Regions from separate parts of the Mus musculus genome. Here region 2 is linked to region 1. The links are chromatin loops, found by intact Hi-C in ENCODE. Cell type or tissue: left cerebral cortex. All regions are shown on one strand. Each heading gives the region's core, and the rest is flanking DNA. Links, peaks and the distances in the headings are about the cores only. Region 1 overlaps Mapk1 (mitogen-activated protein kinase 1). Region 2 overlaps Ppm1f (protein phosphatase 1F (PP2C domain containing)).

The links. Hi-C counts contacts between places; a loop is a spot of excess contacts. Peaks named below come from ENCODE experiments on the same cell type or tissue, not always from the same donor. Only the 100,000 strongest peaks of a DNase experiment are listed, where the experiment ranks them.
Region 2: it touches region 1 in a loop (9-fold over the local background); 3 of 42 quality-filtered maps call a loop at or near these places.

The regions. Positions count from the first base shown.
Region 1 is chr16:17,009,184-17,020,825 of GRCm38, forward strand. Mapk1 (mitogen-activated protein kinase 1) reads left to right here. Exons shown (of 9, transcript NM_011949.3): 2 at 6,715-6,897; 3 at 9,103-9,292. Among named protein-coding and RNA genes, the nearest start is that of Mapk1, 32 kb to the left of the region's middle. In left cerebral cortex, for the core only: no CTCF peak of the experiment used is centred there; DNase peaks (open chromatin) are centred at 2,623 and 6,123; H3K27ac peaks cover 613 bases.
Region 2 is chr16:16,923,661-16,935,302 of GRCm38, forward strand. Ppm1f (protein phosphatase 1F (PP2C domain containing)) reads left to right here. Exons shown (of 8, transcript NM_176833.4): 8 at 1-3,715. The coding sequence ends at 362. It also overlaps the pseudogene Gm46540. Among named protein-coding and RNA genes, the nearest start is that of Ppm1f, 33 kb to the left of the region's middle. In left cerebral cortex, for the core only: no CTCF peak of the experiment used is centred there; DNase peaks (open chromatin) are centred at 3,118, 5,520, 6,654, 6,841 and 1 more place; H3K27ac peaks cover 5,819 bases.

The DNA of each region.
Region 1 (11,642 bases), core at 1,574-9,573:
AAGTCACAGAAATTTATATCACCAAAAAAATTCTCTTGCTCCTTTACAGTGAGTCTATATAAGCACAGATCAACTTTTTGTCAAAGGGGGGGTATCTACAGCTTTCCTAGAATTTCATATATATTATTCCACATCATATGGAGTAGAAAATAAATTATTTTCTTCAGATTCATTCTTGTTACTGCATGTCTCAATTCACACACACACACACACACACACACACGTATATATAGTCTCTTCTAGATAAATATTTTTGAGCAAGTAGCTAAGCGCTTGCAGCTTATACACAAGTTCAAGGCAGGGAGAGACTCTGCTGATAAGGGATGAATTAGATCTGCCTTTGCTTTGCTTTATAGTTGCTTTTTAGGCTCATCCTGAGGCACCATGTCTTTATTCCATTTGTGGTTTTTCTCATTTTTATTTGGGATCCTGGACTTGACGGGGAAAAAAATCTTACACAGGAATCTTAGAAATGGAAGGAACTCTTTCTTATTCCTTCCTATTGGAAGGTACATGCTTCCTTCTTAGGAACCAACTTCTGTCTTAGTTAGGGTTTTACTGCTGTGAACAGACATCATGACCAAGGCAAGTCCTATAAAAAACAACATTTCATTGGGGCTAGCTTACAGGTTCAGAGGTTCAGTCCATTATCATCAAGGCAGGAGCATGGCAGCATCCAGGCAGGCATGGCGCAGGAGGAGCTGAGAGTTCTATGTCTTCATCCAAAGGCTGCTAGTGGAAGACTAGCCACTTGGGAAAGAGTAGCATCTGCTTGGTTTCTCCTGTATAAAGTAACTTTTTTCATTTTGTCCTCAAACTTTGGGACAATTTCAAAGACTACATTTGAAATAACATTGAGCCAGGGGGGCAGGGTGTATATACCTTTAATCTTAGCACTCTGGAGGCAGAGGCAGAGGTCAACCTGGTCTACAAATCAAGTTCCAGGACAGCCAAGCCTATGCAGAGAGACCTGTCACGAGGAACAAGGCGGAAGGGGAAATAGACCTGTTCTCATTGTTTTGGGCATCTTGCGTGAGTGGATGTGAGTATGAGTCAGATTGTGGCGATCAACCTGTGTCCTAGTCACTGAGGAACTTGGTACACTTTCATCTTCGCAAGTGTGTCTTAGTTGACATGATTCCCCTTGCCGTTCCCCCTGCTTGTCCATTGGGAACTTTCTTTTTCACCCCACTAGTTCCCAACCTTAATCCGCCTACTTTCTTCATAATCCCTCACAGTAGCCTACCTGCATCTTCTAGTCATCCTTCCCCTGTTCTGTTATCATCTTTTTTTTTTTAATTAGGTATTTTCCTCGTTTACATTTTCAATGCTATCCCAAAGGTCCCCCATACCCACCCCCCCAATCCCCTACCCACCCACTCCCCCTTTTTGGCCCTGGCGTTCCCCTGTACTGGGGCATATAAAGTTTGCAAGTCCAGTGGGCCTCTCTTTGCAGTGATGGCTGACTAGGCCATCTTTTTTTTTTTTTTTTTTTTTTCCATTTTTTATTAGGTATTTAGCTCATTTACATTTCCAATGCTATACCAAAAGTCCCCCATAGCCACCCACCCCCACTCCCCTACCCACCCACTCCCCTTTTTTGGCCCTGGCGTTACCCTGTACTGGGGCATATAAAGTTTGCGTGTCCAATGGGCCTCTCTTTCCAGTGATGGCCGCCTAGGCCATCTTTTGATACATATGCAGCTAGAGACAAGAGCTCCGGAGTACTGGTTAGTTCATAATGTTGTTCCACCTATAGGGTTGCAGATCCCTTTAGCTTCTTGGGTACTTTCTCTAGCTCCTGTTATCATCTTTTAAAAGCACTTTTCTTTCCACTCATATCTGCCTTCCCTTCGTTTTCTTATAGCACCAAAGTCATCCAACCTCATTTCACTGTAGACTGAGAGAATGCTTTCCAGTTCTTAGCCTTCTCTATCTCAGTTTCAAGTTTCACGTTTCTGACTTCTGAAATACCGTTCTCTTCCCCTCTTAGTCTGTCTGAGTAAACACATAGTTTAATAGTTGGATAAGGGTTCTTAGTCTTTTATTGTTTTAGTTTCTTACTGCCCTTAACTGACTTATCATTACTTATTCTGAGTCATGTCCCCAGATCTCTTTTCCCAGCTTTTCCCCTTAACAGTGAAACCTGCTATGGCTTCTGTGACTCTTGCACTTCTGAGAACCATGGTATCCAGCACATGATCCACAGTCATCTTTAGATCTCTAAGTCAGATAGGCAAGGGATGTAACTTGATGTAGAACGCTTGCCTACAATACACAGGGGTCCACCCTCATCATATTCATTTGTTCATATATACAAACATATAGATGTACATATATGTAAATCATTCTTGAGTCCTACGTTAAAGGGATATACCTCCCACCCATTTCTGCCTCTGTTGTTTGTAAAACCTAGGGTAAAGCTATGGAATCCTGCATACTATAAAAATCAAGTTAAGAAATAGTAAATGGAATATATGTTCTTCCTACTGTGATGAGTATTATATTTTCTTAATGCTTATTTTTATAAGGCTTAACTAGAATATTCTTAAGCTACTTAGAGTCCTGTGCCAACAGGAGAGCACACCCACAGCATACTCCTCTGCTTGGCCACAATGTTCTCCTCAGTGGAGCTCCAGAACAAGAGTGTCCTGCTACACATGAATTGCATAGTTTCTGAGAGAGAAATCGGGGGCTGTGGGTGAGCATGGTTCCTTCTGGAAAGGGATGGTGCGGGTGAGGTCAGTGGTCCCATAGTCATTCTGGCCCCTTTTCTTTCCATATGTTTCTAAATTGCTTGTACCCCTGCTTTTGTGTAAAAAGTCTATTCCTAGGGTTGGAGAGAATAGCCTAGTGGTTAAGAGCACTGACCGTTCTTCCAGAGGTCCTAAGTTAAATTCCCAGCAACCATCAGTATACTTATATACAATAAATAAATAAATTTTAAGAGAAAAAGTCTACTCGTATAGGATGTGGTTTCTATAGGGCAGTCTGCCTACTTGCTGCCCTACTCCCCCACCCTGCTTTCCCTTTTTCTTCTTTTTAACTTTTTTTTTTTTTTCTCGAGACAGGGTTTCTCTGTGTAGCCCTGGCTGTCTGGAGCTCACTCAGTAGACCAGGCTGGCCTTGAACTCAGAAATCTGCCTGCCTCTGCCTCCCAAGTGCTGGGATTAAAGGTGTGCGCCACCACTGTCCAGCCCTCTTTCTTCTTTTAGACAGGGTCTCATTGTATATATGAGTGCTTTGCACTCCCTGTGTAGACTCAGTTGGACTCTTTTTTGGTCTTTGTTTTTTCCTGAACTGGGTTTCTCCATATAGTCCTGACTGCCTCTGCCTCCTGGGTGCTTGGATTAAAGATGTGCACCATGGGACCCAACTTTTCATTTCTTTGTCCTTATTTGGAATTAATTTACCCAGATTCTCTTCGTGTTTAGCAAGTGTATTTCTGTAAGGGTTGTAGGGTGTGTGTGTGTGTGTGTGTGTGTGTGTGTGTGTGTTTTCCTCATTAAATTCAGAGCTTCTCAGGAGCAGGAACTTTCCCCTCTCCAACACACTTATGATGAAGTCTCTCAAATGGGAAGTACATTTCAAGTAGCTTGAGTTCTCCAGAAGCTGTGACCAGTACACTCTTGTTGCTATGGTAACCCTATCAAAACAGGAAATGAAGTTGGTTTACCATGACTTGTTCATAATTGACTCATGTTGATTCTCTTTTTTTCCCCCTATTTACAAAGCATCTTAAATAATATTCAGAATTTGTAGGCTTTTAATCCCTTATTTGCTGGTCAATGTGCTTCTAAATCTGTTCCAACCCATCTCGGTCCTGGAATAGACCATGAATTCAAAAGGTCCTAGACACACATTTAAATTCTTCCATGTACTTTGGATGATTTTGTGCATATATGCAATGTACCTAGGTCATATCCAAACCGTATCTCTCCTCCCACTGTCTTATACTTGTGTTTTTCTTATAACTTTTGCATCCAGCCTACATAGACATGAATGTGGGGTGGGGGGGCATCTACCAGAAGCTAGGCAACCCACATTGGCTATTCCCACAAAGAAAAAAGTCACTTCCCTCAGCAGCCATCATTTGCCAATTGCTCCTTAACTGTTCTCATCAGATCATCCTGAGCCCTTCACTCATTCGTGCTGACGTGTTGATCGGCTTGAGCATATACAACCTTCCACAGCATTCTCTCTTCCCCATCTTCCAGCTCTTACATGTTTTCTGCCATCCTCCATGATACTTTCTGAGCCTCGGGGAGCATGATACAGATGTCCAAATGAGAGCTAAGCATTCAGCGGTCACTTTCAGTGCTTTGACCACTTGAAAGTCTCTGCATTGCCTGCTAGCTACCTACTACAGAAAGAAGTTTCTCTTCTAAGCTTGACTGAAGCATTGAGAATTAAGGGTATCAATATATTTAAAAGGCAGTTTAATAACAGCAAGATATTAGTAGATGTTGAGTTAACAGAATTAGGAAAGGGAGTTAGTATACATATAATTTTCCTGGCCATGGACTCTTTGACTAGATTTATAGCACCAGACACAGCTCTTCTGTAGAGCAGGCCTCAAACCTAATCCAGGAGTTGTGCTCTGAACTGAACTTGAACCTTCTGGAAGAACATTATGAACTTTTAACCACTGAGCCATGTCTCTACCCCACCCACTGCATTTTGAGGCAGGTTCTCTCAGTGGCTGTCCTGGAACTTGCAATATATAGACCAGACTGGCCTCAAACTCAAAGATAATGCTGGGATGATTGATGTGCGCCATCAGGACAGATGCTCTAGGTAGGCTCTCTTTGCCTTTTCTTTTTAATTGTATTTTATTTATATGCATATGAGTGTTTTGCCTGCATGTATGTCTGCCTGTATTAACAGGATCAGGCCACACTCTGAGCAGAGTCAGAAAGTGAGGGTGGAAGAAGATGGTGTCACACTTTCAATAAAGAAGTCAGTTTGGTTATTTCACTATCAAGTCGGGTGATACAGTAGAAGGCCACACTGATGCTTAATTCTTTTCTAACAGCACTTTTTTAGATAAGCCCATTGTGGTGCCCATACCTTTAATCCTAGCTCTTGAGGCAGAGGTACCTGATCTGAGTTCCAGAACAGTCATAGCAAGAAAGACCCTGCCATAAAAATAAACAAATGAAAACCAGTCCTGGTAGATTATAATTTTGTAAAGCAAACCAGATTTGACTAATGTGTTCTATAAAAAATAAGAATTTATAATGTCAAATTTCTTCTGGCCAGTGTTTTACAAGTTTCCTTTTACTTAATTTTAACTTTTACCATGCTGAAGGATCAAATTCCAGGGCTTTATGCTGCTACCAGGCAGCTTTCTAGCACAGAGCCAACAATCCCAAACCTGTTTTAACTGTAAACTCGCTCTTGTTACGATTATCAAAGGGGGTGTTTATCTTTAAAAGTAGATCCCAATATTGAGTACACTTGCCTAAACTATACAAGCTTTTGCTTGCCTCCTCATGAACCACTGCTTTGGGCCCTCGTCTACCAAACCAAGGAAAATAATGTTTAAATGGTCATCCTGTTTAAGAACTGTGTATCATTTCAAAGTGCTTTGGGACAGCACAGCCTGTAATAGCATTGTGAGATGGTTGCAGCCACTGACAAGTCTACTCCTAAAACAGACTTTTACACTCAGTCAGAGGCATCAGTAGTGATGTCAGTAAATACCATTTCATTTTTTTAAGCACTTAGTAAGGAAACAAGGAAATATTTTATTGCTTGCCAGTATTTTTAGTGCTTTAGTCACTGGTCAGTTGTTGACATTAATATAAAATGCTTTTGTAGAAAATATTTAGGTAAATTGTTGGCCCATGACCTCCTCCCCCCAAAAAAAGATAGTAGTTATATTTAAACTTTTAAACCATCCTAAAATTAAAAGCAAGATTTTGCTTCCTTCTTTTCGGATTATGTAGTTGGGTCTTAAGTATAGCTTGGAAAAAACTCCCATCCTATGGCTGTGAAGGTTACTTTGTAGATTTTGTTAGAAAATTATCCTAGTAACAACCAGAAATAGACCTGTGTTTTGCTTATAAGAAAGTTGGTAATTGGGCTGGAGAGATGGCTGCTCTTGTCCCAGGTTCTATTTCCAGCACCCATATGGCAGCTAGCAACTGCCTGGAACTCTAGTTCCAAAGGATCTGATGCTTGCCAAAGCCACTGTACACATGAGGTGTACAGATAGTGTGCAGACAAAACATCCATACACATAAAATACAATTTAGAGGCGGAGAAAGAGGTTGATAAAGGGCAGTAAAGCTTTCTAAAACTGTTGTTTGTTTGTTTTTTTAGGGATAAAGATGTGGTTGGTGGTATTTGGTGTTTCTGCTGTGTCAGAGAATTCAGTAACAACTATGGATAGTTGTTTTGGAGGCAGAAATGGCATTTTCATCAAAGTGTTATCTGCTCTTTAAGACAGTAGGAAAATGTGGTGGTTTCCTGTGTCAGGTTTATAGAAGTGGGCATTCGTCTCGTGAACAGGCCATGCAGCTCTTAAATGTCAGGTTCAGCATCTGCTGCTACTTTACATCTGCTGCTTCCATAGGTATCAACTAATTATCAACACAGATGTGACAGATGTTAAAACTTCAATACTTTACAAGTTTGTGTTCCTTCTACAAAGTAATTCAGTGAGCTATTTTTAATTTTCATATACATACTTTCTTTTTTTTTTTTTAGCTCTGCTTATGATAATCTCAACAAAGTTCGAGTTGCTATCAAGAAAATCAGTCCTTTTGAGCACCAGACCTACTGTCAAAGAACCCTAAGAGAGATAAAAATCTTACTGCGCTTCAGACATGAGAACATCATTGGCATCAATGACATCATCCGGGCACCAACCATTGAGCAAATGAAAGATGTGTATCCTTTTCTAAAGTTAGCTGCTGCCACTGCTGCTTGGTCACTTTGTAGAGTAAATAACTTGGAATCAAGAAAAAGTGCACAGAGGGTTTTTTTGTTGTTTCTGTTTTGTTTGTTTTTGTGTGTGTGTGGGGGGGGGGTGTTTGGCTGTTTGGTTGGTTGGTTGGGGTTTTTTCAGACAGGGTTTCTCTGTATAGCCCTGGCTGTTCTGGAACTCACTCTGTAGACCAGGCTGGCCTCAAACTCAGAAATCTACCTGCCTCTGTCTCCTGAGTGCTGGGATTAAAGGCATGCGCCACTATTGCCCAGCTTGCACAAAGAGTTTTTTAATCACTCTTCCCGTATATGTAAAAGTATGCTAAGAGGAGATTATAATGTTTGCGCTTACCTAGTATTTAAAGGATTTTTTTTTTTTTAAGATTTATTTATTTATTATATGTAATTACACTGTAGCTGTCTTCAGACACTCCAGAAGAGGGCATCAGATCTTGTTACAGATGGCTGTGAGCCACCATGTGGTTGCTGGGATTTGAACTCTGGACCTTCAGAAGAACAGTCGGGTGCTCTTACCCACTGAGCCATCTCACCAGCCCCAAAGGATTTTTTTTTAATTTTATCTTTTTTCTTGTAACTAGTTTTAATATGCTTTCTATAAGTTAAGTGTTTGTCAGTTTCTGTATAGTTTTCTTTAATCTTAGTTTTGGAAAGTTGATTCATGTAATTTCCAATCCCATGATGACTGTTATGATAGTGAAAAGGGAGTCAAACAAGCTTTCACAACAGGACGTAGGTACTCTAGTAGATGTACACTTGACCAGATCAGTGTCTTCCAGACAGTCCTAGTGTGCTCCTCTTTCAGCCTCAGCTTCCTTATCTTTAAAGTAACTGGGTCGAGCACAGTGATGCACTTTAATCCCAGCACTTGGGAGGTGGTAGCAGGTGGATATCTAAGCTCGAGGCCAACCTGGTTTACAAAGAGTTCCAGGAAAGCCAGGGCCTCACAGAGAAATCCCGTCTCAAACAAAACAAAAATAAAAAATAGAATAGACTGGACCTCAAGGTCTTGAAGACCAGATCAATTCTGATACATGTAATTGTAGCCAGCATTAGATATCAGTGGTGAGCTGGTCTAGAAGAGTCCACCTCCTAGGACCTGTAGGAACAGCAGCTCCATGTTTCTAGGCAGCTTTTGTCTTTGTAAGCATGTCTGTTAGTAAGTGGGGTGGTGTTGCAAGGGAAAGCCTCCTGCTGCTGCACGTGTTGCTCTTGTTACCTTTTGTCAGAGAAGAACACCTTTTATAAATAAGGTTTGCTTAATTCAAGCATGGGACTGATCTCATTTAGCCTGTAGAAAATAGAATAGTATTTATGCGTAAAAATAAATGCAAAAATTCCCCTAATAAAACATCATTATAGTAATGTTAAAAGCAAAAGGTTACTACAGTTTAATTTTCATAAGAAATAATGTGGCTTAGCTGAAGTTTTAGGTGCTTAGGCAGTGGAGGTTAAAGAGCAGAACCTATTATCATCAACTTCTTTACACACCTTATGGTCTTACAATACATATGCAGAATTTAGAGAATGAGGAAGAAAGGCAGAGATTGGACTCAGTGGCGATGCTATTTCTAGGCCAGTACTTCTGGGTTGGTCTGTGAGGATATTGGTGACAAGAAGCAAAGAAAACAGTGCAATACAATTACACATTGCTTCTGGGCCAAAGAGATGGGTGTTGTTTGTTGGCTACCATGCCCTTTAAGCTTTGGAGGAAATTGGTTAATAGTGGACAGTTTGGAGAACAGAGAAGTTGAGACTTCAAGATTGACCAGTATTCCACTTGGGAGGCAGAGGCAGGCGGATTTCTGAGTTCGAAGCCAGCCTGGTCTACAAAGTGAGTCCTAGGACAGCCAAGGCTACACAGAGAAACCCTGTCTCAAAAAAAAAAAAAAAGATTTTTTTTTAAAATAGATTGACCGATATTCTGTTTCAAGTCTCAGTGTAGGCCCACAACAAGCCACCTGTGGCAGGACTAGTGTTTGTTTTCTTCCACGAGAGTGTGCCGTGTTCTCTTCAGTCTCTTCTTTCTTTTGATGGCCCAGCTGTGTCTGACGCTGTATGGGGAGAGGGTTAAGAGCAGTTGAATCTGTTTCAGTGCTTTGCTAAGTGTGAGCAGCTGGCAGTGTTTGACCTTAACCTCCTGTCACACAGATATATAGTACAGGACCTCATGGAGACGGACCTTTACAAGCTCTTGAAGACACAGCACCTCAGCAATGACCACATCTGCTATTTTCTTTATCAGATCCTGAGAGGGCTAAAGTATATCCATTCAGCTAACGTTCTGCACCGTGACCTCAAGCCTTCCAACCTCCTGCTGAACACCACTTGTGATCTCAAGGTCAGCCAAGTCATTTACTCTCAGGATGGTGTGTACTTTTAAAGACAACTTTGAAGTATTGTTATTTATATTCAAAACTATCAGATAGACAAACATTTTATAGAAAAATACAGATACACAGTATGAGTCTCATTCCTTTTTTAGCCCATCCTTCCTTCAGAGACAGTAGCCACTGTAGCAAAATTAGTAGTTCTTATATGTCTATACTTTATGTGTACATCATCATATGTGTTATTTTTGTTTCTTAATTCTCTGTATCAAGAAAACAAAACAAGGCTCACAGTGACAGTGACACCAGATTGGTTATAATCAGTGTCAGGTATGGTGGCATATGCCTCAAATCCCAGCCCTGGGAGGCAGGGGCAAGCAGATCTTTGGGAGTTTAAGAGCAACCTGATGTGCATAGTAAGTTCCAGGCCAGCGAGGACTCCATAATGAAACTCTGTCTCAAGAAAAAGGAAAAGTAACATTGACAAAGTCTTTTTCCAAGTATGTACCTTAGTAAAATGAAAATGTGTATTCATACAAACACGTGTACACAAGTACTCGTTATAGTGTAATTCATTGTCACAGGAAAATGGAAGTCAGATATCTAACTAATTATGGATAAAATGAAGATCTGTACAATGAGTTGTTTATAATTGATAGTGTTAGGGGAGATGGTACTAATTTGGCAACTTTTTATATTGTTCTAAAGTTTCAGAATATGAAACTGTGACTGTAATATTAAATATTAATGTTAAAGCATTGTGTGCTTTATATGAATTATATATCAGTAAAGAAACTTTATATGTAGGTGTGTAAAAATAATCATTTGAGCTCTCAGTTAAATATACATTCCTGGGTGAAGCTTTGTTAGGTGCCAGGGCAATGGCTGCTCTGAAATCGGAAAACGGAGAGATGGGAACCCAGCAGACAGCGTATAATTGATAGCATGTGCTGCGGCACATAGGAGGTAGTATTCAAATGCAAAGGGAAGAAATAAAATGGTGTCCATGCCAGCCCTCCAAGAATAAATGGGGTTTCATAAGAGAGGGCCTTTTGGGCATTGTAGTGTCATAGGCTAGAAGACCAGAGAAATAACAGTCGAAAGGAGGGCCAAGCAAAGTACTACATTCTTTTCTGTTTGAGGGCAATAGTGGGTACTAAGCAATCGCTTATAAGTTAGAGATTGGCTTTAAGTAAGGTATGGGCAGCCTTCTGTTGGTCTAGCTAAAGCGTGCTTTTTGTTATTTTGAAACAAGGTCTTACTATAACTCAAGCTGGCCGCAAATTCATGCATCCACTTCCCAAGAGTTAGTTAATAATAGAGATGTACAGTAGATGTGTACAACACCCAGCAAGGTTGAAGCTGATCCCAAACTCTCCATTCTCCTACCTCATTCTCTTCAGGTTTTTATTATTGGCATGCTTCACAATAGCTGGTTTCATTTCCCATTTTTACGGTTGATATCTGGAGTATATCATTGGCATGGAGAGCATTACATTCCAGAGATGAGTGTAGTGTTTCACTGAGATTCTTATGTACCACAGCAGTAAGATATACACTCAGAATAGGGTATGCTGGCAGGTACTGTGTGACATTTGAGCAAATACTAGTGTGGAAGAGAGTCACCTACTCAAGCTCTGGAGTCATATATGTATCACATTGTGGTACTACATGGTGACCCTTAATTTCTCAGGTTCACAAAAACATACAAGGGGTTTTTAAACTCCGTTTGCAGCTTCTGTTGGCATATTTCTGATGGACCAGAAAAATGGGGGTTGTGGTCAGTACAAGTATGTGTGCTCATTGTTTGCTAAACAGAGTCCACAGAGTTATCAGGAAGCCTATATGATCGTAGTACACCTGTAAACAAGGATACAAAATGCAACACACAGTTTTAGGAACATTTCCTTTTCCATAGTTCAAGGGGAGGTCAGATGAGAATGCTGACCCTTATAGGACATCTGAGGCTGCTTGGACTGCACTAGTGGTCTGGCTTCTTTCATGGAGTTATTCTGAGTATCTCTGGGGCTTTATCTGTAAGCATGATGGGCTTGTTTGGGTTTTGTTGTTTTTTTATTGTGGAGGGTTTTTTCTTTTGTTCTGTGGTGCACACCTTGAATCCCAGCACTGGAAAGGCAGAGGCAGGCAGATTCCTGACTTTGAGGCCAGCCTGGTCTACAGAGGGAGTTCCAAGGTAGCCAGGGTTACGCAGAGATACCCTGGAGAGAGGGGGGGGAGGGGCGGGGAGGAAAAAAGGTGACTAGACTGGCTTTGGTTAAAGGCAAATCATAGAATGAAGAGTTATCGCTACAAAAGAGAAGCACTATGAGTTACATGAGTTGAGAAGTTGAATAATAAATC
Region 2 (11,642 bases), core at 2,139-10,138, 85 kb before region 1:
ATGTGTCTGGGGAGGCCGATGCAGCATCCAGAGAGCTAACGGGCTCAGAGGACTACCTGTTGCTTGCTTGTGATGGTTTCTTCGATGTTGTCCCCCACCATGAAGTCACGGGTCTCGTCCATGGCCACTTGCTCAGGCACAAGGGCAATGGGATGCGTATTGCTGAGGAGCTGGTGGCTGTGGCCCGTGACCGGGGCTCCCATGACAACATTACAGTCATGGTGGTCTTCCTTAGGGAGCCCCTGGAGCTGCTAGAGGGTGGAGTCCAGGGGACAGGGGATGCCCAGGCAGATGTAGGAAGCCAGGACTTGTCCACTGGCCTCTCAGAACTTGAGATCAGTAATACCTCACAGAGAAGCTAAGTGGTCCAGGCCTCCAGGCCCCATCCGGACTCTCCCTCTGCCCTCGTGATCCTCCCCTTCAAAGACCTTAGATCCAAAAGGTATAGTGGGCAGGGGTGCACACTCTCACAGCATTCCCTTAGCACCCCAGCCCTTCATGTTGCCTACCACAGCCTGTCCTCATGGCTGCAGAACTGCAGTAGGCAGCTAGTGGATCTCAGAAGGAAACATAGGAAAATGGCCTCACCGAAGAGCAGATGGCTGAGGTGATCAGGGCCGGACAGGTCTGGGAACAGAAACCACAGGCACCTGCTGGTAGCCTAACCAAAAACACAGGTCAGGTCTTGGAGGACCCTCACACAGATCCTGGAATGAGATCTGCAGCCAGGTGTCCAGCCCAGGCTTGTGGCTTCTCATTGTACCCAAGGCTGGGAGGGTTTGGTCTGTACTAACACACAAGCTCGCAGTCCTGCTTGACTGCTGGCTTCCCAAAGAGGAGACATTGGTCTTGCTGGGAGGCACAGCAGGAGAGTGACCCACTGCCACTGCACTCTAACTGAGTACTAAGGCCACTAGGGCTTTCTAGACCTCGCTTTCCCCTTGAGCTTCCTGGGGAGGTGAAGTGAGGTGTGTGTGTGTGTGTGTGTCTTTGTGTGCTTAGATTTATTGCAGGGAAAGGTCTAATCCAGAATCAGTATTCAGGCTTTGTCATGTTGTATCAGTGCCAAGGTGACCCTCAAGGTCATGTAACTTAAGCAAAGCTTAGCATTTATTTTATTCCTGAAAACTTAAGTATTTTACTTTTTTGTGTGTTCGTGGAGACATTTGCAGTATTAATGATTTTATTTTTCCTAAATCGGGATGGAAACAAACTTTTCCAGGTTATGTTAATAAGCCACTTAAGTGCCTTAAACAGCTTTGGTGTAGATGAGAATTGCTGGGTCCGTCATGGATCCTGATAGGCAGACGTGTTGAGGTTCTCAAAGAGGCTGCATTTGTTGTGGGAAGGCACACTTTCAGCCAGCACTCTTTCTGGGAAAGTCCTTTTGTGCGTCTGGGCACCTCAGAACTTCCTTGAAGTGATGGGTAAAGGCTGTGACTATGGGCACCTGGGGTGACACTGGCCTCCTTGTCCACCTTGGAGTCTGGCTGGTTCCCAGCTGAGAGAACCTTACTGCTCTTGGCTAGAAGATTGACACACTCAATCTCTCTTGAAACTCTCTTAAGTGTGTTTGCAGTTATGTTGATTGAGTTGTTGAAGACAGTGCTTAGGTGAGGAACTTGGGCAAGCCCAGCAGTCCACCATCTTTCTCCTGTGACTTGTGTCCTAACCTGCTAGACTCTGTCCTGACCTGAGCAGCATGAAAGACCTCCACATCCCTAGAGCAGTGATGGATACAGTCAGGCAAGGAAACCAAGTGAGGGTTGGGGGGGATACCAAGAATAGAAGGACTAGGAGGCCCTCAACAAGGGCCAAGCGAGTCAAGGCTGCTCTCTGCAGACACTGGCAGGTCCAGAGAATAATGGTGGCTTAGCAGAGGCTCAGGGAAGGATCAGTAGGAAGAAGGGTGGCTGTGAGGTAGGTCCCCATGAAGGAGACATAGTTCACCTGTAGAGTGAAAGCCCTAGCAAGACTTGCAGAGCTTTGTTCATTGCACCTAAGCCCTCTTTGAAAAGAAGCAAGGGAGCTCATACTTATTCCTCTGAGGCAAGTTCACTTCCAGCAGTAGGAGAGCGAGCCAGCCAAATGCAGCTGGGCACCCACCTGTATGCTTGCCATTTACCCATTCCCACAGCAGGGATGGAAGAGCTGGGGCCATGTAGTTGATTCCTTGATCAAGTCTCCTGATAGGAACGTGATCACTCAGATGGCTGCCCACCTAATAGCTAGGTATTGCTTAACTTGAAGGCCTGCTGCCTTCCGGGGGGGGGGGGGGTGTCAGAATCCAGCATCCTCAGTGCCATCTCAACACAGGGTGTGGTTGTTGGTCCAGCCTGCCTGTAGCAGTGACCTTCATAGAGGGAGATAAATTGATTTTGGTTTTCTCCCATTTTTGCTAACCTGATCATTGCTGGTAAGAGTGGAATTTGGGCCTCCTTGGTGGTCTGGATTCATACTCGCATGTAAAGATGTGCCAAATATCAAGGCCTCAGTGTAAAGGGAAGCCCCTTTCCCAGGCTTGTCTGAGTGCCTCCCCCACCCTTCCCCCTGTCTGGCAATGGTCTGGGACCAACATCAGGCACTGCTCCATCCTGATCTAGTGGCCAAGGAAGACCACATTCTCCTACTGTTGAGGGCTGGCCTTGAGCGAGTTCCTAGGTACAGAGAACTCTTTTTGTCTGGACTGGAGTTGCCAGTACCAAGCCTACAAGACTTGTTGGCCACCTCCTCCTCAGAGTCTCTTCCCAAAAGAATCCCCTAGCCAGGATAATGGGTGGCTTAGTAGAGGCTCAGGGAAGGAACAGGGAGAAGGGTGGCTGTGAGCTCAAGTCCCCCTCTTTGCCACCATCACATTGTGTGAGCGGAACCAGTCACTGCACCTCTCAGGCCTCAGGGAAAGGCATGGAGGGCATGCATAGCATTACCAGGAGCTGCCAGAGCACGGGAGCCCATCCTCCACCAGCAGCAGAGAGGGGTTAAGTATTATTAGTGTCTATTCTTAAAATTAAGTGGGCTGGAACAGAGCTGAGTTACAGGCGCCAGTGTCTTACACAGATACAAAAGCTGAAGCCGTCAGCCTGCCTTTGCAGGTACAGCTGCCTCCCAACCAAGGCCTGGAGGCGTTAAGAGGTGGGAGGGCACAAGCAGGCTTTCAGGAGTGTTGAAGCAAGGGATCTGCAGCATAGCTTTGGGCGTCTCCAGAACTCATGGTGAGGGAGGCACCAACACCTAGAGGTCTTAAAAGCCCTGCATTCACCATGATCTGTCTGCCCCTGCCCTTTTGGGTTCTTCTGCATGCAGTGCCCCCCTCTCCTGATGCTAAGTTTTGGCATGGGTGTCCTGGCTACCTCAACTGTATTCTCAAGGCCAGGAGGATGGCTCTGGCCATACTTACGGAAGCCAGGCCAATTTGTGTGAAGCAAGCTGGGCTTCTGGTTTGATTCAGCTTCTGTAGCCTCCAGGGACCATCCTCTGGAGTCTTGTGCTTTCACTGGACTCTTCAGCTTCACCAAACACACCAAGCTTTGCCATTTACATGCCATGTGGGCCTTGCCAAGGGTTATTTCAGGGGTCTTCCTGGGAGTCTTGTTCTAAGACACCGTGTTTCTTTAGTCTTAGGGACAACTCCCAAGGTGATGAGCTCATAGGACGTCTTCCCATGGGGCCCTGTACTGGTGTCAATAAACCATATATTCAAGATTCCTGAGTGCCACTTGGATCTCTTCCCTGTGCGTCTGTCTATAGTTAACATCTGTATCCCTGACAAAATACTCAACAGAAAAAGTATTTTAAAAGGTGTTCTAAGCTGGGCGTGGTGGCACACGCCTTTAATCCTAGCACTTGAGAGGCAGAGGCAGGTGGATTTCTGAGTTCGAGGCCAGCCTGGTCTAGAGTGAGTTCCAGGACAGCCAGGGCTACACAGAGAAACCCTGTCTTGAAAAACAAAACAACAACAACAAAAGGTGTTCTAGAGAGTTTAGCCCATGGTTGATCCCATGTGCTTGAGCAGGAACATGTGACAGACTTCATGGCTATCTACCGCAAAGCCAACCCAGGAAGAGTGAAAAGAAATGACCAGGGACCCACAGGATGTGATGAGCTTCCAAAAGCCAAGTCCTGCATACTGGTTTCCACAATTTCCCAAAATAGTGCCAACAACTTGGTACTTGGGACAAAGCATTGAAAACCTGAGACTTCATGAGACATTTTGGATTTGGGGTCCTCTTGGCATCCAGGGTATGTTTGGAAGCTGCTGAGGAGCTGGTCCTGGGTTAGGGTTAGGGAGACTGTCCATCCTACCAGCCATGGGGTCCAGAGGGGTAGTAAAGAGGGGTCAGGCCCCTGAGGAACCTAGCAGCATCTACAGTGCCTCTTCACAGCCTGAAATGCCTCAAGCATTTGGGCACTGAGCACAAGGTCCTCCAGTCAACAGTCAGCTGGGGCCACCTGTGGGCATAGACCCTCACAGTATTTCAAGGACCACTTGCATGGACACTAAAGCACCAGGCATTTCTTCTGCCTCCACCCTGCCCTCTGCCTGGCACTTGCCACATCCTGCATGCAGGGCCAAGGGCAGAAGCTCTCAGAAGATGGGATGCAGAGTGGGAAGCACAGCCCTAGGCCCCTGGTGAGTTTACTGAGCATCACTGCTGGCTCTGAGACAGGGTTGTGGGTGATTCCTTTTTCTTGTTCACATGTTCCCCTAAATTCTGTTTTCTTAATACAGCAAACATGCCTTTGTTTTCAGTCTCATTTTATTTCAGTAGAACAGGCAAATGTTAAAAATCCACATTTTGGGTTTATTATCTGGAAATACTCAAATAAATTAGTTACTTTCACATTGTTGTGACTAAAACCCTGACAAAATCAAGTGATAGAAGACAGTTCATTTTGGCTCACAGTCCGTCTGGGCAGGGAAGGCATGTCAGGAGTGTGAGGCCAACCCAGCAGCTCAGAAGAGCAGATCTCATCCACACAGGAAGCAGGAAAAGACCAGGAAGCAGGGCCAGCTATAAACCATCAAAGTCCACCCCCAGTGACCCACCACCACCACCCCTCCATTGTAACTCCTGAAGGTTCCATAACCTCAAACAGTGCCACCAGCTGAGGACCAAGTATTCAGATTTCTGGGGACATTTCATACTCAAGCCACAACACCAAATAATCTTAAAAAAAAAAAAAAAAAAACACTTAGGAATCTTCCTCTAGTTGGGCGTGGTGGCGCACGCCTTTTATCCCAGCACTTAGAAGGCAGAGGCAGGCGGACTTCTGAGTTCGAGGCCAGCCTGGTCTACAGAGTGAGTTCCAGGACAGCCAGGGCTATACAGAGAAACCCTGTCTCGAAAAACCAAAAAAAAAAAAAAAAAAAAAATCTTCCTCTAAAGGGAGTCATAAAGAGCTTAGGGTTGCTATGGAAACAAAGCTGCAGCACAGTGCTGTGCATCAGGATTTAAACACAGTTCTATAATTGAGCCAAGTTAAAAGGTGGTGTGTGCTAAGTCTAGAAACATGTTTACCAAGAGCAACTGACTTGTAGTGAGTATGCTTTAGGTTGGATGTGGTAGCACACACCTTTAATCACAGCACTAAGGAAGGCAGAGGTAGGGTGATCTCTTGAGTTTGAGGCTAACCTGATCTACAGAGAAATGCTGTCTTGAAAACCCAAAACTTAAAAGAAGAGGAGAAGGTGGTGGAAGAGGTAGGGTGGGAGGAGGAAGCAGCTGCTGCTACTGGTGAGAGGTCAGCTGGTAACATAAGAAATAATAAGACTCAGAGTGTCTGGATCCACAGTCCAGGTAGCTAAATCAGGGTATGAAGGACAGCATCTGAGGGGAGCCTGTTAGATAAGGCTCACTGTTGTAATGAAAAGCCTGCAACTATAGAGCCCTATGGCTAAGGAGACTGGTCCTTCAGGACTTGCCTTAACAGGTGAGGGACCTGCCTCAGAACAATTACAGCAAGTGGCCTTTAAGAGAGATCAGCTTGGATCCACTGAACTCCGAATTGGACTCTAGACCTGCAGCCCTCCATCCTCCACAGTGACTTCTGACTCAACTTCTGTGCCCTCACCCACCTTGGAGACAGCCAGTAGCTGTTAGAGTGGAATTTGCTCCCAAAGGTCTCAGTGCAATAAGCACATGCAGAGTCAAGTGGACTGGAGCCCCCAGTACACAAGAAACCACTCTTCAGGACAACTGAAAGCTGCCTCAGTACCCTTAAGGATTAATACATCATTTCAAGTCAAGATGACTGAGAATCAGCAGGAGAGGGTCTCAGTCCAGCCACGTAGCAGACATCATCCTGACATGGCACACAACTCCCAAGGGATAACAGGGCGTCCCACAAAAAGCCACCTACCAAATCTTCACCAAGAGTGGAAGATACATTGCCTGCAAAGTCTACATGGGCAATTCTTCAACCCGAGGAAGGGGCAATTTTCAGAGTCTCTAGTTTCTATCATTTGGTTTGTGATTCCTTCATGAAACAGGGGGAGGGGTTCAGGGGGAGAAGTAACAGGTAACAGCCTCTTCCTGAGCTTCCTTGGGAGCCTCAGAGAGCATTGAAGCTGCCTGCATGAAGCACAGCCTCAGAATGCTAGTGAGGATAGGATGGGCCATCCAAAACTAAGGATGTGTGAGATGCCAGAAGAAACCCTGTTACTGTGTGAACTGTCAAGTCAAGAAGTCTTCTGATAAACATCATTTCTGCTTTTTAAGTATCCTTAACTGATCCTGAGAACTAGGAGAGGCCTGTGTGCCTTCGGCTTGCTAGGGCTTACCATCCTAGCCCGGCTGCACTCCTTCCTCCCAAGCACAGGCTCAGCCCAGGCCCTGTCTACTCTGCCTTATGGGACCCCTCTCCTGTTCCCCAGCCTTGTCTGCTGTGTTCCTCTTAGCCCTTCCCCAGCACCCCCAGACTGGCCATCCCATTGCTGTTAGACTATATTTTATGGGATGCAACATAACCTGCTGCTGTTGGGTCTGGGGCAGTGGGGACAGGGTTTCCGGGGCTGCAGAGTGGCAGAACCAGGCAAGAGGCAAATAGAGTCTGTTTTTTTTTTTTTTTAATTTGTCCTTTCACAATTTCACTCATGTACACAATGCATACCCTCCTACAACCCACCCTCTCACATCTCCCTACAACCTATAAACCATTCCTCTCCCCTACAAATATCTTTTCGCTGACTAGTGGGCTGATGCCTACCCTGTCCCCAGCACTCCCTGCCCCCAGGGGACACAGCTGCCCACTAGGCAACAAGCCCAGAAGAAGATAGTGCCAGCATGCAAATCTGGGGGTTTCTGATCAGGCCCTGCCCCTGCTGCCCACGCATCCATCTGTCTTCCCCTCCCCACACCCACACAACTCCTCCAGAGCCCCTGGCAGAACCTCCTTAAGTATATGCTGCCTTGCTGTTCCTGATGAGTCGACTCGTGTATCTGAATCTCCAGATGGTGGTTTGCATTCCCCCTGTCCTCCAACTGCATGTAGCTTGACACACTCACTCAGAGCCACCAGATGGGAGTGGGGGAGGCAAGAAGGACAAGTGAGGTGTGACGGGTAGATGGGTGTAGTGGAGGCAATTCATCCAAAGGACTGAGCTACCAGGATAGAGCAGGGTATGTGTTAGACTCTACCAGGAGGGAAACAAGCTAAAGCTAATAGAAAGAGTGGGGGCCATGGTGTGCTGGGGAGAGGAGGGGAGAGGCGTTATGTCCATCAAACAAGAGTTTCCTCCTGAGGAAGGGAACCTGAAAACCAGGTCTCCCAGGCTGGGTCTAGAATGTAGCAGAGCCAGAAAAAGAGGCAGAAATCCTGATTAGCAAGCTGTTATCTGATTTGACCACAGATCTCCACACTGGAGTCCTACATCTCAGCCTTATTAACTTGTCTGGGACCTGGATGGGCTCTAAGCTAATCAAAGATAGGTCAAAGAGGACTTCAGATGGGCCCCAGCACTTGGGAGGCCAAAAAAGAGAGCTGCTTAGCCTGGGCTATATTGGGAGACCTTGTCTCAAAAAAATCAAAACAAGAGGCTAGGGAGATAGCTCCCTTGGTAAAGTGTTTGCCTTGCCTAGGGATTGAGTTCAGACCCTAGAAGCTATGTTTTTAAAAAGCCAGACTTGATGGTGTATGGGGACTCAGACAGGAGGAATTCTTGGGGCCCTTCAGCTACCCAGCTATATTACAATTCTCTGGGAGAATAGAAGCAATGGTTGGATATATATTAAAAAGAGACTTACTAGACTAATGTATAACATGCAATCTAGGTAGTTCAACAATGGCTATGTCACGCCAAAAATGGTCAAGAATCTGGTAGTTTGTCATCCGAGGGTTGGTAGGCTGACAGCTACCAGTCTTCAGTCTGCATTAGAAGTCTTAAAAAGCTTGTTCTGATATCAGTGAGTTCAGCAGTTGCAGCAACAGAACAGATGAGTTTGCCAGCAAGAATGAAGGCAGACAGGCAAAAAGCAAGCTTCCTTCTTTTATCTCCCTTCTAAGTTTCCATCCACATTTAGTATGAGTCTTACTTTTTTTTTGGGGGGGGGGGGTGTTGAGACAGGGTTTCTCTGTGTAGCCCTGGCTGTCCTGGAACTCACTCTGTAGACCAGGCTGGCCTCAAATTCAGAAATCCGCCTGCCTCCGCCTCCCAAGTGCTGGGATTAAAGGTGTGTGCCACCCCTGCCTGGCCCATTTTAAATAATATAACCAAGAACTCCCTTAAAGAAGGATGGTGGTACACACCTTTAATCCCATCACTTTGGAGGCAGAAGCTGATAGATCTCTGTGAGTTCAGGCCAGCCTCAGCTACACAGCAAGTTCCAGGCCAGGAAGAGCTACATAGACTCTGTCTCAAAAAAAGAAAAGAAAGGAGGGAAGGATAGGGAAAAAGTGTCCAGCACTTAGTTGATGGTACATTCAGTCACCTTGACAACCAAGAGAGCACATCCCACCAGCCTAGCATACTTGGTGAATTCCAGGTCATCGAAAGACCCTCTCTCTAAAGAAAAATATAAGAACAGTGGGTGGGATTTGAGGAATGACACCTGAGGCAGCCCTCATACATGCAAACACCATACAAAATATATACACAACACACACCAAACACACACCCAAAAGAGTCATTTTGTGGAGGGTTGAGGAATCCGAATTCAGAGAGCCCAGGCCCTGAAGAATGAAGATTTAAAATCAAGGCCACAGCTAAACATCTGAAGTTCATTGCCAGGACTGTGATGGTTCAGGAGGGGACATGGAAGGTGAACAGAATCCTCACCACCTTACTGCAGTCATAAAGCGACGACAGTACTATGAGAAGCCTTGTGACTGCCACCAGCAAAACAGCTATGAAACGTGCTGGAGGATCCACAACATGGAAATGGCTCGAAAAATTAACTTCTTGATGCAAAAGAACCGTGCAGACCCGTGGCTGGCTGCTGAGGCTTGGGGCTAGACACCCACATTAGTTCCATGTCCACCTCCTTTCTTTATCCAGTCAATTTCTGTTACTTTTCTCTACAATTAACTCAACCACAAGTGAATAAGACAGCATGGACATAAGAAGCTATCTTATTGGTCCACAGCAGGCCCTTCCTTGATTAAAAGGAAAAGAATGAAAAAAAAAGCCATTTTACCTAACAACCTAACAGTCTCCTAAAGCACAGAGTCCTGAGGCAGAGGCGGCATCAGGCGGCCTCGTGAGGGGACTGTGGACACCTGCAGGGGCCTCAGATAGCTGGAAACTAGTGCTCACTACAACAAAATCAGTTACCTCTGGATGTTAGCTACTATAGGCCTTATATTACTATTTTTGTAGTTTCTTGTTTGTTTAACATAGGATCTCATGTATCCCAGGCTGGCCTTGAACTCCCCTGATCCTCCTCCCTCCATCTCTAGAGTACTGGAATGGCAACTCTGCACCACCACACCTTGCTCAAGTATGTGTTTTTCTTCTTTCTCCTCCTTTCCTCTTCCTTTTATCATTATCATCACCATCACCAGGGTCATCAACACCATCATCACCATTGGCACCACCACCACCATCATCTTCATCAGGCTGAACTCCAGGTCTCACCCATGCCAAGAATATATTCTATCACTGAACTTTGTTTCTGGCCCTATATTTTCCAACTGTTTTTTGGTTGATTTTTGTTTTTGATTCAGGGTCTCTTGTAACCCAAGATGGCCTCAAACTCTCCTGTACCTTCCAAATTCTGGAAATACAAGCACACATGCTCACGACTGACAGAGAAAAACAAACAAAAAACATGGGTTTCTGATGATCAAATTCAGGCCATATGTGCAAAGCAAGCCCCAGACCCCCATTTTTTTCAAATGTATGTGTGTATGCACATGTGTGCATGTTCATGTGCACATCTCTGTGTGTGCATGTACATGCATGTGTGTTCATATGGGGGGGTGCGTTAGGGGTAGGGATGTGCATGCATGTGAGTGAATATTTGAGGCCAACAGTCAGCCATGTTGTCTTCTTGAAGATACTTTGTTGTTTTGAGACAAGGTCTTTCAATGACCTTCACCAACTAGGATGGCCAGCAAAACCCTAGGGCTCCTCCTGTCTCTACCTCCCTCCTGCTGGGACCACAACGTGTGCCACCATGCCTGGCTTTGGTTATGGGGGTTCTTGGGATCAAACTCCAATCCACCTGCTTGCTAGATAAGCATTTTTTTTGTTTTATGTTATATAGGTGTTCTGCCACATATATGTATGTGTTTCAAATGTATGCAATGTCTGTGAAGGCCAAAAGAAGGTGTCAGATCCCCTCAGACAGGAGGTAAAAATGGTTGTCAGCCACCATGTGGGTGCAGGGAATCAAACCTGGGTCTACTAGAAGAGCAGCCAGTGCTCTTAACCACTAAGCTACCTCTTCAACCCCGATAGAAGCATTTTACCAACTAAGCTATCTTCCCAGCCCATTTTCTATATTAGTAAAAAGTTTTAAAATCAGAAAAATAATACTATGTTGGGAGCCGCCCCCACATTCGCCGTCACAAGATGGCGCTGACATCCTGTGTTCTAAGTGGTAAACAAATAATCTGCGCATGTGCCAAGGGTATTTTACCACTACATGTACTCTGCCTTTCCCGTGACGTCAACTCGGCCATGGGCTGCAGCCAATCAGGGAGTGATGCGTCCTAGGCAAAGAATAATTCTCCTTAAAAGGGGACGGGGTTTCCGCCATTCTCTCTCTTGCTGGCGCTCTGGCGCGCTGGCGCTCTGGCTCCTAAAGATGTAAGCGGGGGGCTTTCGTTTTTGGGGCTGGGGGCTTGCGCTCCTGCTCCTGAAGATGTAAGCAATAAAGTTTTGCCGCAGAAGATTCTGGTTTGTTGTGTTCTTCCTGGCCGGTCGTGAGAACGCGTTTAAGAGTTGGTGCCGAAATCCGGGACGAGAAAATCCGGGACGAGAAAATACAAGAAAACTCGGGACGGGAGTTAACCATCACCGGCGCAAGGAAGATCCCTCATTCCGGAACCAGAACTGCGGGTTATGGTAATGAAGGTTCCCGTAAAACAGACTGTTGAGAAGGATTCAACTGCGTGAATTCAGAACTCTTCAGCTGGGAAACGGCGGTAATAAAGTGTTCCCGCATCACAGACTGTTGAGAAGGATTCAACTGCGTGAATTC